2 separate regions of the Homo sapiens genome follow, and region 2 is linked to region 1. A link is an interaction called in ENCODE POLR2A ChIA-PET data of the cell type or tissue named here. Cell type or tissue: GM12878. All regions are shown on one strand. Links, peaks and the distances in the headings refer to the core of each region. The heading gives the core; the rest is flanking DNA. Region 1 overlaps KCMF1 (potassium channel modulatory factor 1). Region 2 has its middle 26 kb from the start of KCMF1.

What was found. ChIA-PET counts read pairs that join two places held together with the same protein. Peaks named below come from ENCODE experiments on the same cell type or tissue, not always from the same donor. Only the 100,000 strongest peaks of a DNase experiment are listed, where the experiment ranks them.
Region 2: POLR2A ChIA-PET joins it to region 1 with 10 read pairs; 16 of 35 experiments call an interaction of 5 or more read pairs at or near these places.

Annotation. Positions count from the first base shown.
Region 1 is chr2:85,021,272-85,030,811 of GRCh38, reverse strand. KCMF1 (potassium channel modulatory factor 1) reads right to left here. Exons shown (of 7, transcript NM_020122.5): 2 at 2,756-2,923. Among named protein-coding and RNA genes, the nearest start is that of LINC01964, 41 kb to the left of the region's middle. RefSeq lists an enhancer at 6,854-7,538. In GM12878, for the core only: no CTCF peak of the experiment used is centred there; no DNase peak of the experiment used is centred there.
Region 2 is chr2:84,940,595-84,950,085 of GRCh38, reverse strand. No RefSeq gene overlaps it. Among named protein-coding and RNA genes, the nearest start is that of KCMF1, 26 kb to the left of the region's middle. RefSeq lists enhancers at 3,503-3,672, 6,698-6,787 and a silencer at 3,843-3,992. In GM12878, for the core only: a CTCF peak has its summit at 3,636 (motif pointing right); DNase peaks (open chromatin) are centred at 3,755 and 6,895; H3K4me3 peaks cover 4,216 bases; H3K27ac peaks cover 5,963 bases.

The sequences.
Region 1 (9,540 bases), core at 611-8,610:
GGGTGGAGGATTGCTTGAGCCTGGGAAGCGGAGGCTGCAGTGAGCCAAGATCGCACCACTGCACTCCAGCCTGGGTGAAAGTGAGACTCTGTGTCAAAAAACAAACAAAAACACCAGGCATATAGATCAATGTGAATAGACTGAGAGTCTAGAAATAAACCCTCATTTATAGTCAACCTATTTTTAACAAGAGTGCCAAGACAATGCATTGGGTAAAGAATAGTCTTTCCAACAAAAGATACTGGGACAACTGAATACTCACATGCAAAAGAATAAAGTTGGCCCTTTACCTCATTCCACATATAAAAATTAATTCTAAATGGGTCAAATATCTAAATGTAAGAGCTAAAACTATAAAACTCTTAGAAGAACACACAAGTTTAAATCTTCGTGACTTTGAATTAGGCAGTGATTTTCTAGATACAGCATCAAATGCACAACAAATGAAAAAATACATAAACGGGACATTATCAGAATTAGAAGTTTTGTGCTTCAAAGCACACCACCAAGAAAGTGAAAACACAACCCACAGAATGGGAGAAAATTTTTGCAAATCATCTATCAGATAAAAAAACTTACATAAGGAATAAAAAACTATTACAATTCAATAACAAAGACACATTATCCAATTAAAAAATGGGCAAAGGATCAAGGTATTTCTTCAAAGTAGATATACAAATGGCCCATAAGCACAAGAAAAGATGCTCAACATAATTTATATTTCAGAGAAATATAAATCAAAACCACCTGAGATACTACTTTACACCTACTAGGATGGCTGAAATAAAAAGGACAAAAAGTGTGGGCTAGGTAAGAAATTATAGCACGAAGCCAGGCGTGGTGGCTCATGTCTGTAATCTCAGCACTCTGGGAGGCCCGCAAGTGGATCACCTAAGATTAGGAGTTCAAGACCAGCCTGGCCAACATGGTGAAACCCTGTCTCTATTAAAAATACAAAAAAAATTTTCTGGGCATGGTGGCGGGCACCTGTAATCCCAGCTATTCAGGAGGCTGAGGCAGGAGAATCGCTTGAACCCAGGAGGTGGAGGTTGCAGTGAGCTGAGATGGCGCCATTGCACTCCAGCCTAGGCGACAAGAGTGAAACTCTTGTCTCAAAAAAAAAAAAAAAAAAAATTATAGCATGAAACATTTATATATTTTCTTACAATGTCTTCTAATCAACTGTAGAAACAATCTGCCTTTTTTTTTTTTTGAGATAGCGTCTTGCTTTGTTGGCCAGGCCGGAATGTAGTGGCACAATCAGGGTTCACTGCACACTTGACCTCCTGGGCTCAAGTGATCCTCCCATCTCAGCCTCCCAAGTAGCTAGGGCTACAGATGCATGTGCGCCACCACATCCAGCTAATTTATTGTATTTTTCGGGGGTGGATGCAGAGACAGGGTTTTTGCCATGTTGCCCAGGCTCATCTCAAACTCCTGGGCTCAAGTGATCTGACCATCTTAAGCCTCCCAAAGGGCTGGGATTACAGGCGTTAGCCACCATAACCAGCCAACAATCTGTTTTCTGGTCACTACAAAAGCTATTATTGCTGGGCATGGTGGCTCACGTCTGTAATCCCAGCACTTTGGGAGGCGAAGGCAGGTGGATAACTTGAGGTCAAGACCAGCCTGGCCAACATAGTGAAACTTCATCTCTACTAAAAATACAAAAAAATTAGCTGGGCAAGGTGGCACACACCTGTAGTCTCAGCTACTCAAGAGGCTGAGGCACGAGAATTGCTTGAAGCCAGGAGGCAGATGTTGCAGTGAGCCGAAATCCGGCCACTGCATTCCAGCGTGGGCGACAGAGTGAGACTCTGTCTTAAAAAAATAAAAAATAAAATAAAATAAAGCTATTATTTGTGTGTTAATAGCACGAACAAAAGACAGAGCATATTTCTTCTTTACTGAAGCACTCTTCTATTTCATTCCTTGTCAGTTGTGTATATTTCTGAATGGTTTTTTTAAACAAGTAAACTATGATTAAGATGAACAGACAGAATTACTTAGTACGTAAAAAGTAAGGCCGGGCGCGGTGGCTTACGCCTGTAATCCCAGCACTTTGGAGGCCGAGGCAGGTGTATCATTAGGTTAGGAGTTCAAGACCAGCCTGGTTAACATGGTGAAACCCTATCTCTACTAAAGATACAAAAAATCAGCCGGGCATGGTGGTGCACGCCTGTAATCCCAGCTCCTTGGGAGGCTGAGGCAGGAGAATCGCTTGAACCTGGGGGGTGGAGGTTGCAGCGAGCTGAGATCACGACATTGCACTCCAGCCTAGGCGACAGGGTAAGACTCCTCAAAAAAAAAAAAAAAAAAAAAAAAAAAGCCAGGCACAGTGGCTCACGCCTATAATCCCAGCACTTTGGGCGGCTGAGTCGGGCAGATTGACTGAGGTCAGGAGTTCGAGACCAGTCTGGCCAACGTGGTGAAACCCTGTCTCTACTAAAAATACAAAAAAATTAGCCAGGCGTGGTGGTGTGCACCTGTAATCCCAGCTACTCGGGTGGCTGAGGCAGGGGAATTGCTTGAACCAGGGAGGTGGAGGTTGCAGTGAGCCAAGATCGCGCCATTGCACTCCAGCCTGGGCAACAAGAGCGAAACTCCGTCTCAAAAAAAAGTAAGATTTATTTCATGTTTAATGAATTTGGGGCTTATGGTATGCTGCTGGGGAGTTTTAGAACACTTTGCCTTTACTTCTTCAACGTACATAAAATTCTAAATGATGTAATTCATTAAATTTTTAATTACTTACCAAAATCTACCCTTGTTAATATGCACTGCATTGGGTGGTCAGTTGTATGCCTTGTTGTTGTTGCACCACTTTCATAACAAGATGCACAAAGATCGTAATCGTAGCAAATTAAACACTTATATCTGCGACCTCGAAAATTTCCTTTTAAACATGCATCACAGCTGACACCTATAAAAAAAAGAAATATCTTTAGTTACCAGTTGTAAAGGCCACTCTTGATTTCATTTTTATGAATGTTTCAGGTGCTCATTTAACCTCATATGTCCTTTCCAAAATGACTAGAAATGACTTAGTAAAATGATACGGGAAGTTTTAGCCATGTGCTGGATTCATTACTCTGATTTATACTCCACATGAAAATAATTTAAAATGACTGATACAGGCTGGGTGCAGTGGCTCACGCCTGTAATCTGAGCACTTTGCGGGGGTCGAGGCGGGTGGATCACTTGAGGTCAGTAGTCCAAGACCAGCCTGGTCAACATGTTGAAACCCCGTCTCTACTAAAAATGCAAAAATTAGCTGGGCGTGGTGGCTGGCACCTGTAATCCCAACTACTTGGGAGGCTGAGGCATGAGAATTGCTTAAACCCAGGAGGTAGGGTTGCAGTGAGCTGAGATCGCGCCACTGCACTCCAGCCTCACAACAGAGTGAGGCTTTGTCTCAAAAAAAAAAAAAAAAAAAAAAAAAAAAGCCTTGATAAGCCAGCAAGAAGGTAAAAACCAAGACGAAGAGGAACTGGTGACTGGAAGCACTAAAGAAGGCTTTTCACCATGAGGGTATTTGCCCAAGCAGGTAAAAATCTAAGCTTAAGGTCCACAGCATTATTGGACAAAGGCCTAGTGAAGGTGGGATAATTAACAGAAGATTCCTCATAAAACCAAGACCCTAATATACTCTCAATGCATGGGTAGGCTAGAAATCCTCCCTAGGGGATTACAAAAATTACCCCAGTGAAAGCCCCCTGCCCTAGGGGCACAAAATAACACAAAAAGCCATAACCACAAACCAGTCCTCATGGGTTTATAGCCCAAATTCTATCAAATGGTTCCAAAGACCTTGGGTCAAGAATTTTAAGTGGTCTTAAATTAGAATTGATACCAAGCATCTGGCATATATAAACATCCAAAGAATAAGTTCATAATTTAAACCATAAAATACACACAAAAAAACAAAGCACCATCAGAAAGAACTAGCAGGAGCAGCAGAATCAGTCATGAGTTCATATCAGAATTGGGGCATCAAATAATTCTTGACCTGTTAAAAGAAATAACTGGGTGTGGTGGCTAACACCTATAATCCCAAGCACTTTGGCAAGGCGAGGCAGGGGGATGGCTTGAGGCCAGGAGTTCAAGACCAGCCTGGGCAACATAGAGAGATCCTGTCTACAAAAAAATTTAAAAATTAGCTGGGCATTGTGGCCTGTGCCTGTAGCCTTAGCTACTTGGAAGGTTGAGGTGGGAGGAATGCTTGAGCCCAGGAGCTCGAAGCTGCAGTGACCATGATCAAACTACTGCACTCCAGCTTGGGAACAGAACAAGACCCTGTCTGGAAAAAATAAAAATAATAATAATAATAATAATAATAATAATAATAATAAAGGAAAGAAAGAAGCTTGAACAGGGCTGGGTGCCATAGCTCACACCTGTAATTCCAACACTTTGGGAGGCTAAGACAAGAGGGCTGCTTGAGGCCAGGAGTTCAAGACCAGCCAAGGCAACATAGAGAGATCTCATTTGTATTTGTTTAAAAAAAAAAAAGTTAAAATATGCCAGGCGCAGTGGCTCACGCCTGTAATCTCAGCACTTTGGGAGACTGAGGTGGGCGGATCACCTGAGGTCAGGAGTTCAAGACCACCCTGACCAACCTGGTGAAACCCCATCTCTACTAAACATACAAAAATTAGCCGGGCGTGGTGGTGGGCGCCTGTAATCTCAGCTACTTGGGAGGCTGAAGCAGAAGAATGGCTTGAACTCAGGAGACGGAGGTTGCAGTGAGCCGAGATCATGCCACTGCACTCCAGCCTAGGCGACAGAGTGAGACTCTGTCTTTAAAAAATATTTTTAAAAAAGTTAAAATTTAAAATTCTGTAGGTGGGTTTCATAGTTTTATTCACATGTGATCTGCTTGTTTATGCTGAAAACCCAAATACAGCTAAGTTATTAGAAGCAGTAAGCAAAGCTGTTAGATAGAGACCTCCTAAATAAAGTACTGATTGTATTTCTTCACTGCAAAACAGACAGAAAAACATATTATTAAAAATATGTCATTTATTACAAAAAAATTAGTGAGGCATGGTGGTGTGTGCCTGTAATCTCAGCTACTCGGGTGGCTGAGGGAAGAGAATCACTTGAACCCAGGAGGCAGAGGTTGCAGTAAGCTGAGGTTGCGCCACTGCACTCCAGCCTGGGTGACAGAGCGGGACTCCTATCTCAAAAAACCAAAAAAATGTCATTTGTGATTCCATCGAGATGTGCCAAATTCAAAGAGAAGGAAAGTAGAACAGTGGTTGCCAGAAGCTTGAGGAAAGGGAGAACGGGGAGTTACGGTTTAGTGGGTAGAGAGTTTTCAAGTTTGGGATAATGGAAGAATTCTGGAGATGGACAGTGGTGATGGTTCCAAGAATGTGAATATACTTAATGCTACTGAACTGTACACCTAAAAGGGGTTAAAATAAATTTTATGCTATGTATATTTTACTGCAATAAAAAAATAAGCCATTTGCAACAGCATTTTAAAAAAGTGCCTATGAATAAATCTAACCAAAGATAGGCAGCCCTTTATGAAGCAAATTAGTAAAAATGTATTCAAAGACACTAAAGGACTTTAAAAAATATAAATACCAACTTCATGGACTGGAAGGTTCATAATAAAATGTCAACAGATTTGTGGATTCAATACAATTAATAACCAAAATTTAAAAAGAATTTTTTTGTGGGGCATGGTAAGCTGACTCAAATGTTGATGCAAGTTACAAAAAGGGCCAAGGAGAGTCAAGATGCTCCCAAGAAAAATGAGATAGAGGGACTTGTTTTATATATCAAGAGCTAAACTAATAAATAATAAGTAACACCATAACAAATAATAAACCTATAATAACTACAGTAAGATGGAATGGCACCAGGGTAGAGACAAACTGGCCCATGGAATAGAACGGAAAGACCAGAAACAGATGTTGAAATCTGTTTTACAACAGCAAGGTCACTAAAGAGCACTGAGAAAAAAAGGGAATGGACAATAAATGGTGCTGAACAGGTGATTATCTGCATGTGGGGAAAACAGAATTGGATCTCTCCCCATATCCTATACACACAAAAAATCAATTCCACATGGTTTAAAGACGGATTCAAAAGAACAATGAAAAATATCTCTAGAAGACAATATAGAATATTTTTATGAGTCTAAAGTAGAAAACAATTTCTTAAATCTTTCTCTTTCTCACACACACACGCGCACACACACACACACACACACACTCTCTCTCTCTCTCTCTCTCTCTCTCTCTCACTCTCCAAATCAAAAAGTAAGAGATAAGTCCAACTACGTTAAGACTTTTTCTTCATCTTTTGTTTTTGTTTTATTCTTTTGAGATAGAGTCTCACTCTGTCGCCGGGGCTGGAGTGCAATGGTGAGATCTTGGCTCACTGCAACCTCCGCCTCCTGGGTTCAAGCAATTCTCCTGCCTCAGCCTCCCAAGGAGTTGGGATCATAGGCGCCTGGCACCATGCCCAGCTAATTTTTGTATTTTTAGTAGAGACGGGGTTTCACCACGTTGGCCAGGCTGGTCTCGAACTCCGGGTGATCTGCCCGCCTGGGCCTCCCAAAGTGCTGGAATTACAACAGGCGTGAGCCACCACGCTCGGCCTTTTTCTTCGTCTTTTCACAGCCTACATTGATTGAAAATATAAGGTTCAGAAACTGGCGATATGTACAACATACATGACAGACAAAAGTTTGGTATTCAGAATGCATTATGAACTCTTACATATCAGTAAGTAAATGATGAATGCTTAGTAGAAAAATGGAGAAACCTGTCAAAGGGCACTCAAAGAACAACAAACATAAATGGCCAGTAAACATATGAAAAGATGCTCAATCTCATTAGTCATCAAAGAAGTGCATGATTAACATCCGTGAGCTAGCATTTTACATTTACCAAACCGGTAAGAAACTACAAGTTTCATGATATCAAGTGTTAGTGAAGATAAAGGGCAGCAGAAGTGCTTATACCCTGCTGGTAGGAGTGTAAATCAGCACAACCACTTTGAAAAATTTGTTCATATTTTTAGTCAAGTTAAACACATATACCTCCTATGATACCGTAATTTCACTCTTAAATAAATTCCCGGGGAGGGAATCTTTTGTCTGTGTGCACCTAGAGAATGTGGAAGAATGTTGACGGCAGTTTTTGTAACTGAATTTTAAAAAGGCTACTCAGGGGCTGGGCGCGGTGGCTCACGCCTGTAATCCCAGCACTTTGGGAGACCGAGGCGGGCGGATCACAAGGTCAGTAGATCGACACCATCCTGGCTAACACGGTGAAACCCCGTCTCTACTAAAAATACAAAAAAAAATTAGCCAGGCGTGGTGGCGGGCGCCTGTAGTCCCAGCTACTCAGGAAGCTGAGGCAGGAGAATGGCGTGAACCCAGGAGGCGGAGCTTGCAGTGAGCTGAGATCGCGCCACTGCACTCCAGCCTGGGCGAGAAAGTGCGAGACTCCGTCTCAAAAAAAAAAAAAAAAAGGCTATTCAGATTCAAAGGCTCAACAGTTCAATATGCACAGAATGAATTGGAAAAAGAATGAATCACAGCAACGGTAAGAACATCTGCCTCAGATGAGTGAAAGGAAATTTCAAAGAATACATACAGTATTGGCCGGGCGCGGTGGCTCACGCCTGTAATCCCAGCACTTTGGGAGGCCGAGGCGGGCGGCTCATGAGGTCAGGAGATCGAGACCATCCTGGCTAACACAGTGAAACCCCGTCTCTACTAAAAATACAAAAAATTAGCCAGGCGTGATGGCGGCCGCCTGTAGTTCCAGCTTCTGGGGAGACTGAGGCAGGAGAATGGCGTGAACCCAGGAGGCGGAGCTTGCAGTGAGCTGAGATCAGCCACCGCACTCTAGCCTGGGCAACAGAGCGAGACTCCGTCTCAAAAAAAAAAAAAAAAAAAAGAATACATACAGTATAAAGTTGAAAACCAGTATCTAGTTTAGGAAATCAAACATGTAGTAAAACTATAAAAGGAAAATGAGGGAATGATAAAATTTTGGTCAGTGGCTCCCTCTGGGGTTTAAGGTGATGAAGAGATGAGTATGTGAAGCTTTTACGGATCTTGAAATGCAACGTTTTTACATCTGGCCAAGAGGATCTGTAGTACCATTCTTCTCTTTTGCATTTATTTTATGAAAATTCTCATATATCCAACCAATATTTTATTTTTAAAAGTCCCTTCCTTCTAAACAAAAACAAACAAACAAAAAAACAGAAAGCAAAGCTGGAATTGTTTACAACAACCTTTGGGCTGTCAGTGGACTGTCAGGTGGAAAACTGGAAAACCAACATAGTTTTGGCAGATTGTAGATTTTTGAGACAAGGTCTCACTGTCACCCTGGCTGGAGAGCAGTTGCACAATCTCGGCTCACTACAGCCTCGACCTCCTGGATTTAAGCAATCCTTCTACCTCAGCCTCCTGAGTAGCTGGGACTACTGGTGTGCGCCACCATGCCCGCATAATTTTTGTATTTTTTTTGTAGAGATGGGATTTCGCCAAGTTGCCCAGACTGGTCTCAAACTCCTGGACTCAAGCAATCTGCCTGTGTCAGCCTCCCAAAGCACTGAGATTACAGGCATGAGCCACCGAGACCAGCCTAGGTTGTAGATTCTTATTGTTTGTTGAATGAATATGTTTTTATTAAAACAAAAAACAACAACAAAAAAAACAGGCCGGGCGTGGTGGCTCACACCTGTAAGCCCAGCACTTTGGGAGGCCGAGGCAGGTGGATCACCTGAGGTCAGGAGTTCAAGACCAGCCTGACCAACATGGTGAAACCCCATCTCTACTAAAAATACAAAAATTAGCCAGGCGTGGTGGCAGGCACCTGTAATCCCAGCTACTCCGGAGGCTGAGGCAGGAGAATTGCTTGAACCTGGGAGGCGGAGGTTGTAGTGAGCCGAGATCGCACCATTGTACTTCAGCCTGGGGAACAAGAGCAAGATTTCTTCTCAACAAAACAAAACAAAACAAAACACCATGGGATTCCCTGTTATTACTTAGCCATTAACAATAAGCACTTAGACAAATCAATGTTCTCTGCTCAATTTCTCTTCATCTATGAAGTTTGCTACGAGAATCAAATGAGGAAAAAAAAAGACATGAAAGCCCTAAATTTTAAAATGGTAGTATTATCTCATTCAGATGCAGTAAGATTTTTTTTTTTTGTGACAGTCTCGCTCTGTTGCCCAGGCTGGAGTGCAGTGGCGCAATCTTGGCTCACTGCAAGCTCTGTCTCCTGGTTTCATGCCATTGTCCTGCCTCAGCCTCCCGAGCAGCTGGGACTACAGGTGCCCACCACCACACCCGGCTAATTTTTGTACTTTTAGTAGAGACAGGGTTTCACCACATTGGCCAGGATGTTCTCGATCTCCTGACCTCGTGATCCGCCCGCCTTGGCCTCCCAAAGTGCTGGGATTACACGCGTGAGCCACCGCGCCCGGCTGCAGTAAGATTATTTTATCGCTTTCCCAGAATACAATTTGATCTCAATAATATACACCTTTTAAATTAGT
Region 2 (9,491 bases), core at 537-8,536, 81 kb after region 1:
GAACTGCTGGACTCAAGCAATCCTCCTGCCTCAGCTTCCCGAGTAGCCGGGATTACTTACAAGCATGTGCCACTGTGCCCAGCTAATGTTTAAAATGATATCTTTCCCTTTACTTTTGGGCTCCTTTATGTCACTCCATCACTGACAGTAGGCCATCCACGGCTCGTATCTATGTTTCACTGTTCTGCATCCCTGAATTTTCACCTCATCCTGGATCCTGAAGCCTGCTTTGATGCTCTTTGGTGAGTGTTCTGGTTCTTTATTATGAAAATGAGATTTTTCTGTACAGCCCTTTGCCTTGGCAACTTTGGCAATTGCTCCTATTTCCAAAGTTGCCCCTGGAGCCACAATGTCTATTAATGTGAGGGTCCACTCTTAAAGGAAACATTTCTGTACGGATACATTGGGTTCACACTTACTAATGTTCTCACTCACTGATAGCCGTGGTGGCCATCAACTGATGTAAATGTTTTTTTTTCTTTTTTTTTTTTTTTGAGACAGAGTCTCGCACTGTCACCCAGGCTGGAGTGCAGTGGCGTGATCTCGGCTCACTGCAACCTCTGCCTCCCAGGTTCAAGCGATTCTCCTGCCTCAGCCACCCGAGTAGCTTGGATTACAGGCGCGCACCACCAGGGCCAGCTAATTTTTGTATTTTTAGTAGAGATGGGGTTTCACAATGTTGGCCAGGATGGTCTTGATCTCTTGACCTCGTGATCTGCCCGCCTCAGCTTCCCAAAGTGCTGGGATTACAGGCGTGAGCCACCGGCGCCCAACCAACTTATGTAAATGTTGAAAACGAAAGTGTTAATTTTGAGATTGTTTGCTAATGCTGAACAAATGGAAACAATTTAAATGTTATTAACAGGGACTGGCTAAATAAAGCATGATACAGCCATATATTGCACAGGTTGGCATACTTTTTCTGTAACGAGCTAGATAGTAAACTCTCCGGGCATTGTAGGCCACAGTCTCTGATGCAACCTTTCAATTCTGCTACTATAGTGCAAAAGCAGGCTGAGACTCTATGGAAAGGAATAGGCATGGCTATGTTCCCATACAACTTCTTTTAGGTGCTGGGCCATATTTGGTCTAGAGGCCATACTTTGCTGACCCTAATATAATAAGTCTTACTATGTGACCATTAAAAAGAACCAAATAGAATTATATGTACTGACAAAGATATCCATCAAGTTGTTTTTTTGTTTTGTTTTGTTGAGATGGAGTCTCGCTCTTGTTGCCCAGGCTGGAGTGCAATGGCGTGATCTCAGCTCACTGCAACCTCCGCCTCCCAGGTTCAAGTGATTTTCCAGACAGCCTCCTGAGTAGCTGGGATTACAGGCGTGCGCCACTACACCCAGCTAATTTTTGTATTTTTAGTAGAGATGGGGTTTCACTATATGTTGGCCAGGCTGGTCTCTAACTCCTAACCTCAAGTGATCCGCCCACCTCGGCCTCCCAAAGTGCTGGGATTACAGGTGTGAGCCATCACACCTGACCCCATCAGGTGTTTTTTTTCTTTTTGTTTTTGTTTTGTTTTTTTTTTTTTTTAAAAAGAATATAAGGCCAGGTGTGGTGGCTCACGCCTGTAATCCCAGCACTTTGGGAGGCTGAAGCGGGCGGATCACTTGAGGTCAGGGGTTCAAGACCAGCCTGACCAACATGGTGAAAACCTGTCTCTACTAAAAAATACCAAAAAATTAGCCAGCCGTGGTGGTGCGCTTCTGTAATCCCAGCTACTCGAGAGGCTGAGGCAGGAGAATCGCTTGAACCTGGGAGGCGGAGGTTGCAGTGAGCCGAGATCGTGCCACTTCACTTCAGCCTGGGTGACAGAGCGAGACTCTGCCTCAAAAAACAAAACAAAACAAAACCAACCAAACAAAAAATATATATATAGCTGGGCATGGTGGCTCACGCCTGTAACCCTAACACTTTGGGAGGCTGAGGTGGGTGGATCACCTGAGGTCAGGAGTTCAAGACCAGCCTGACCAACATGGTGAAACCCCGTCTCTACTAAAAATACAAAATTAGCTTGGTGTGGTGGTACATGCCTGTAATCCCAGCTACTCGAGAGGCCGAGGCAGGAGAATCGCTTGAACCCAGGAGGTGGAGGTTGCAGTGAGCCGAGATCAGGCAATGGCCTGATCTCCAGCCTGGGTGACAGAGCAAGACTCTGTCTCAAAAAAAAAAAAAAAAAGAAAGAAAAAAAAGAATAAGAATGTATAGGCTGAGCATGGTGGCTCACGCCTATAACCCCGGTACTTTGTGAGGCCAAGGTGAGAGGATCGCATGAGCCCAGGAGTTTGTGACCAGCCTGGGCAACATAGTGAGACCTTGTCTCTACTAATATCAAAAACAAAAAACAACAAAAACAAAACAAAAAGTATATATATATATATGCATGTACATTTTTTGGAGGGGGAGGAGAAGGGGTCAAAGTTACACACACAGACACTTGTGTTTCTATAGGCTGACAGGACACAGGAGTCACACCAATTTGGGACCCATAGGCACTTTTTCTTACGTTATTGTTTGAATGTTGTACAATGAGAGAGCTTGGTTTTTGAAATAATTAAATGTAATTGAATTGAGATTTGTTTTGTTTCGTTTTTTTGAGACAGGGTCTCACTCTGTTGCCCAGGCTGGAGTGCAGTGGTGAGATCATGGCTCACCGTAGGTTCCACCTCCTGGGCTCAAACAGTCCTCCTGCCTCAGCCTCCCGAGTAGCTGGGACTAAAGGTGCATGCCACCACGTCTGGCTAATTTTTTGATTTTTATTTTTTTGTAGAGATGGGGTCCTACTATGTTGCCCAGGCTGGTCTCAAACTCCTGGAGAATTGGGCTTAACCAGTCCTCCTGCCTTGGACTCCCAAAGAGCTAGGATTACAGGCGTGAGCCATCACGCCTGACTGGGATTTGTTTTTAAAGTTCCAAAGAGCTTTACTAGTCTTAATCGTAATGTACATAAACTTGTATTCTATGTAAAATATAACAACTTCACAATCATAATAACCATACAGCCATCATTAGCACAGCGCCTCTAACCCACAGCCTCTTACGATTATAAATGGGAGTTCAGATAGATCCATGGACGCAGGGGAGGTTTGGTTGAGGAGCCAGGTCAGAGTCTTGGTTGGAAACACATGCAACTGTATCTGGAACCAGGGTCTGAGGCGAGCTGGGGACAGAGGGACCTCACTTCCAGCCTTCTCTATCAGCAACCCTCTAACATAGAGCTATTTCCAGGTCTAAAGGGTCTCAGAAATGTTCCAACAGCTTCTAGCTTCCTGGGCATTAGCTGCATTTTCACCTACCGGTAGCCCTAGTTCCTCATTTGCCAAAGGCCCACTGCAGGCCGGGCCCTGGTGCCAGCAGAGGAGGTCTGCACCCTCACAGCTGTAGCAGGAGGGAGACGTGCAGAGAGGTGAAGCTCACGGCCCTGGAATACGTGCACCACGGAGGTGAGTGCAAGTGGGTGGGGACTTTGTGGAACAAGTCACATCTGAGTCACTCTGAAGTATGAATAGGAGTCCACCTCATCAACCAAGGCAGGGCAGGAAATTCCAGGCAGACAGTAGTGCAGGGATGAAGGTCCAGAGACGGAAATACTTTTGAAGGCACCATATGAAGTTTATGAACAGAGGTGGAGCTGAGACACCACAGATCAGAAAGGGGAACCAGCAGAGGGTAGCAAGCAGGGGAGACAGGAAGTCAAATTTGAGCTTTAGGGAGATTTTTCTGATGGTAGGGGAGGAGAATGTGTGGGTAGAGCAGTTACTGGCCTCTTGTCCGTATAAGAAGTAATGTGGGCCTGGACTTGGAGCAGAAGTGATTCAGACCTTGCTCGCCTCGCCTCTGAGCCATATTCAAAGCTGCCCTACCAGCCTGCTGTGTCCTCTCCCCTCCCCTCCCCTCCCCTCCTCCCTCCCCTCCCTTCCCCTCTCACCTCCCCTCTCCCCTCCTCTCCCCTCCCCTCTCCCCTCCCCTCCCCTCGTATACTGTTGGTGTGCCAGCTCTCCTTTAGTCTTCAAACTTAAAGCTTGGGTGTCACCCACATCAAGAAAAGTCTATTGACTGGGTGTGGTGGCTCATGCCTGTAATCCCAGCTACTCAGGAGGCTGAGGCCGGGGGATCCCTTGAGCCCAGGAGTTCAAGGTTGCAGTGAACTATGATCACACCACTGCACTCCAGCCTGGGTGACGGAGCAAGACCCTGTCTCAAACAAAGCAAAACAAAAAACCCCAAAAAACTCCACTGATGTCCCCACCCCATCCCCCACCATTCCCGAGCTTGGTCAGGGACCCCTGCCCTGGACTCTATGATGCTCTGTGCATTTCTTTTCTTTTCTTTTCTTTTTTTTTTTTTTTTTTTTGAGACAGAGTCTCACTGTGTCATCCAAGCTGGAGTGCAGTAGTGCGATCTCGGCTTGCTGCAATCTCTGCCTCCCAGGTTCAAGTGATTCTCCTGCTTTAGCCTCCTGAGTAGCCAGGATTACAGGCATGTGCCACCACGCCCAGCTAATTTTGTATTTTTAGTAGAGACAGGGTTTCACCATGTTGGTCAGGCTGGTCTCGAACCCCTGACCTCATGATCCGCCCACCTCGGCCTCCCAAAGTGATGGGATTACAGGCATGAGCCACCACGCCCAGCAGCTCTATGCATTTCTGAGTGTGAATCCCATTGCTTTATGATTGTGTTCTGGTTTTTGTTTTACCACTAGATTGTGATTTTCCTACCAGGTCTCATTCATTCTTCTGACTCCAATGCCTATCACAAAGCCTGGCACAGAGAAGATAAGAGCAAATATTTGTGATTGAATGAGTAAATGATGAATGAAAAGTGAAGACGGGAGATGAGAGAGGTATTTGGAGGTGGAATCAGGGTAACTTGGCAAGTGATTGGCAGGGATAGTGCAGAGGGTGGGTGGTGAGAGGGTGGCATCGAAGATGACTCCAGGTTTTCTGGTTTGGGAGTAGGGGAGCTCTGAACTGTTTTTATTCACAATACTTCTGCCACCAAATGTGTGAGTTTTTTCTTATACTGACCAGTTATTCAACTCTCCAGATACCAATTGGGTATCCAACAAATCAATTCCATTCTGACATTATCTACCTAGAATTAGTGTCAATGCCACCAAAGAGCTCCATCCCGCAAGACTGCCCTGATTTCAGATGTCGGTTGCTGGTACCAGGTTACCATCTGTATTTCTAACCAACCAGCTATAGAAGTCCTAGGTTACCACAACCCCCTCTTCATGTTCAATAATTTGCCAGAATGGCTCACAGAACTCGGAAACACTTTCGTTAGGCTTACCACTTTATGATCAAGGACATATGCTCAGAGACAGCCAGGTGGAAGCATAGGGCATGGTATTGGAGGGGCACGCAGGGCTTCTATGTCTCCTCTGGGCAGGCCGCCCTCCTAGCACTTCAGTGTGTTCACCAACTGGAAGCTCCCCGAATCTCATCATTTAGGGGTTTTTATGGAGGTTTCATTACACAGGCACAATTGATGAAATCATTGACCAATGCTGATTGACTCAATCACCAGCCCCTTTTCCTTCCTGGAGGTCTGGGGATGAGCTGAAAGTTCCAATTCTGTCATGCCTTGGTCTCTCTGGTGACCAGCCCCCATCCTCAAGCTATGTCGGGGACCCCCAGCCACCAGGCACCTTATTAGCACACAAAAGATATCATTCCAGGGATTCCAAGGGTTATAGGAGCTGCGTGCAAAGACTGAGGACAAAGACAGAATACATATTTACCACAGGAGGTGCTGGTGCCATTAGCCAACATGGGAGATATGAGAAGAGGAGCAGATGCCGGGCGCAGAGGCTCACGCCTGTAATCCCAGCACTTTGGGAGGCTGAGGCAGGTGGATCACCTGAGGTTGGGAGTTCAAGACCAGCCTGACCAACATGGAGAAACCCTGTCGCTACTAAAATTAGCTGGGCATTGTGGCGCATGCCTGTAGTCCCAGCTACTCAGGAGGCTGAGGCACTAGAATCGCTTGAACCCGGGAGGTTGTGGTGAGCTGAGACTGGGCCATTGCACTCTAGCCTGGGCAATAAAAATGAAACTCCGACTCAGAAAAAGAAAAAAAAAAAAGAAGAGGAGCAGATATGGGAAGGAAGATAGTTTCAGTTATCTACTGTGTCGGTGACACAAACAACAACAATTATTTATTTATTTATTTATTTATTTTTTGAGAGAGTCTTGCTCTGTCACCCAGGCTGGAGGGCAGTGGCGCAATCTCGGCTCACTGTAACCCCTCCTTCTCCCAGGTTCAAGCGATTCTCCTGCCTCAGCCTCCCGAGTAGCTGGGATTACAGGCGAGCACCACCAAACCCCACTACTTTTTCATATTTTTAGTAGAGACGGGCTTTTACCCTGTTAGCCAGGCTGGTCTCAAACTCCTGACCTCAGGTGATTCACCCGCCTTGGCCTCCCAAAGTGCTGGGATTACAGGCAAGAGCCACCGCACCCAGCCTTTAACAATCATTTATTATGTCTCCTGGTAATTGGGGGGGACTGGCACATTCATTCCCACTCCTGGACCAAGTTGACAACCCCAGCTTGGCTTGGCTTCTGACTGACCCATTTCCCTTTCTCTCCCATATGTTTACATACCTGTTGTATCTCAGTGGAGGCAGAATGCCTTTTATTGACCTTGTTTCACCCATGTATCTATGGATCTTTCCTCTCAGTCTTCATCGGGGGGCCTCTTACCTGTATGCAGACCTATAGCTCAGGCCTCCAGCAGCTTTGTGAAATAAAATTTGTCATGTGACTGATCTTCTATAGTCAGAGAGAACAGAGAATATATGCTAGAGCTCTTTCTCACATGTAACTGAAAGCCTCACTTTAGGCATGACTGGATCTAGGGATGTAAATGTGGCAAGGCCCTTGATTTCACTCCCTGATGATTCAGTCTCACTTCCTATCTCTCAGCTCTATTCTTGGGGGGGTTCTCTGTGTGGTGGCAAAAAATGGTGATAGTAGGCCAGGTGCAGTGGCTCACGCCTGTAATCCCAGCACTTTAGGAGGCCGAGGCAGGCTGATCACTTGAGGTCAGCAGTTCAAGACCAGTCTGGCCAACGTGGTAAAGCCCCATCTCCTACTAAAAATACAAAAATTAGCCGGGCGTGGTGGTGGACGCCTGTAATCCCAGCTACTCAGGAGGCTGAGGCACCAGAATCGCTTGAGCCCGGGAGGCAGAGGTTGGTGAGCTGAGATCACACCACTGCATTCCAGCCTGGGCAACAGAGCGAGACTCCATCTAAAAAAAAAATGGTAATAGTAGTTCCAACTCATTCCTTTCCAGATCAAGTCAAGCCAAAAAGGGCAAGCCTTTTATCCACAGGTGCCTGCAGCAGTGCTGAGAGTCACTCTGATGGGGCCAGTAGGGTCATTTGCTGGCCCCTGAATGGATCTCTGAGGTCAGGAACCTGCAGCAGGGTCTTGTGCTGGAGAAAGAGGGGTGGGGAACAAGCAACAAGTATTCACTTTAAGGGGCAATGCTCTGAAATCCCTCCCCTATGCAGATGGAGCTCAGACCACCAGTCCAGTGCCTGGCACATTGTAGCCCTCAAGAAATACTTCTACTTCTAAAAAGATGGCACCACAGAGCCATGACTAGGATTCTGAGACAGAAGCTATGTCCTGGCCTTGTGGCCAGTGTGGGCCCAGTGAGCGGAAGATACCTGCTGGCTGAGTCAGGATACTCTACACGCTTACAGGGCACTGACCCTTTTTGTTTTAGATGTTTAATTACTAGTCTGTCTAGGGAAATACAGGTGAGAAGACAAAAATCCCACACATGGGGAAGTTGCAGAGTCATGAAATCTCTTAAGGTGATTATAGCCTTAGTCCTTACAGTATATAGTTTCCAGTTGTTTTCCTGAGATTGAACCTAGAAGCCCAATTTATCATTTTTTTTTTCCTTGAGACGGAGTCTCAATCTGTGGCCCAGGCTGGAGTGCAGTGGCATGATCTCAGCTCACTGCAACCTCCGCCTCCCGGGTTCCAGAGATTGTCCTGTCTCAGCCTCCCAAGTAGCTAGGATTACAGGCACGCACCACCACACCTGGCTAATTTTTGTATTTTTAGTAAAGACAGGATTTTGCCATGTTGGCCAGGCTGGTCTTGAACTCCTGACTTCAGATGATTGTCTCAACTTGGCCTCCCAAAGTGCTAGGATTACTGGCGTGAGCCACCACACCTGGCCCAATTTATTAATTTTTTTCACTCATCTAATAAAACCCTTGTTGATCATCTAAGAGCTCTGGGCCAGACACTACAGGTGTAAAGGTGAATAAAGGCCTAATCTTTTGTTTTTGTTTTTGTTTTTCTTGAGACATGGTCTCCCTCTGTCACCCAGGCTGGAGTGCAGTGGTACGATCTTGGCTCACTGCAACCCCAGCCTCCTGGGCTCAAGTGATCCTCCTGCCTCAGCCTTCCGAGTAGCTGGCACTACAGGTGTGAGCCACCACACCTGACTAATTTTTATATTTTTTGTGGAGATGGGGTTTTGCCATGTTGCCCAGGCTGGTCTCCAACTCCTGAGCCCAAGCAATCCACCCACCTCGGCTTTCTAAAGTGCTGGGATTACAGCGTGAGCCACCACACTGGCCAATAAAGCCAAATCTTAGCTCCTAAGAAGTTCACAGCCAGAGTGGGGAGAGTGACTAAACAAATGACCATGGTGAATTTCATAACTTCAGATGAGAAAGGTATAAAGGAAGAGCTTTGGAAGGAGAGAGCTGCCCCCTCCTCCAGGGGCTCACTCACCTGTGGGCTCTGTAGAAGCCCTCTGAAAAGCAGTTTCTCAGCACAGTGAGCTCGAAGTCGTCTCCATTCACACCTGGAGCACCGCCCTGTATTGCAAATGGGAGGGTAAAGTTGGTGTAAATTTTATGGAGGGCAATTTGGCAATAACTAACAAAATTTTGCCACCATTTTCTCTTCTAGGACTGCTTCTTTCCTTGCATGTGTATGAAATTACATTTGTATAAGGTGTTGCATGGCAGCACTGTTGGTAATAACTAAGACTGGAAGTAACCTCTGTGCTCAACATAAATAACAATGATGGTGCAACTGCATAAAGAAATACTATGCAACTATAAAAAAAAGAGGAACCTCTTTAGGTACTGATCTGGATCATTCCAAGATATCCTGATATATGAAAAAGCATGTATCTGAACCCTGTTATATTAATAATATGCTGCCTTTTGTAGGAAAAAAAGGAAAAAAGTATATATATGCATACACACTCATATAATTTGTATATGTATAAACTAGCTCTGGAAGGAAACAAAAGAAACCAGTAGATCCTCTGGGGAAGGGAACTGGGTGTCCCAGAGTGGGAAACTCCACTGTGTATTCTTTTTACCATTGGAATTTTGAACTTATTATGTTTTGTTTATTTATTTACTTATTTATTATTTTTTTGAGACGGAGTCTCGCTCTGTTGCCTAGGCTGGAGTGCAGTGGTGC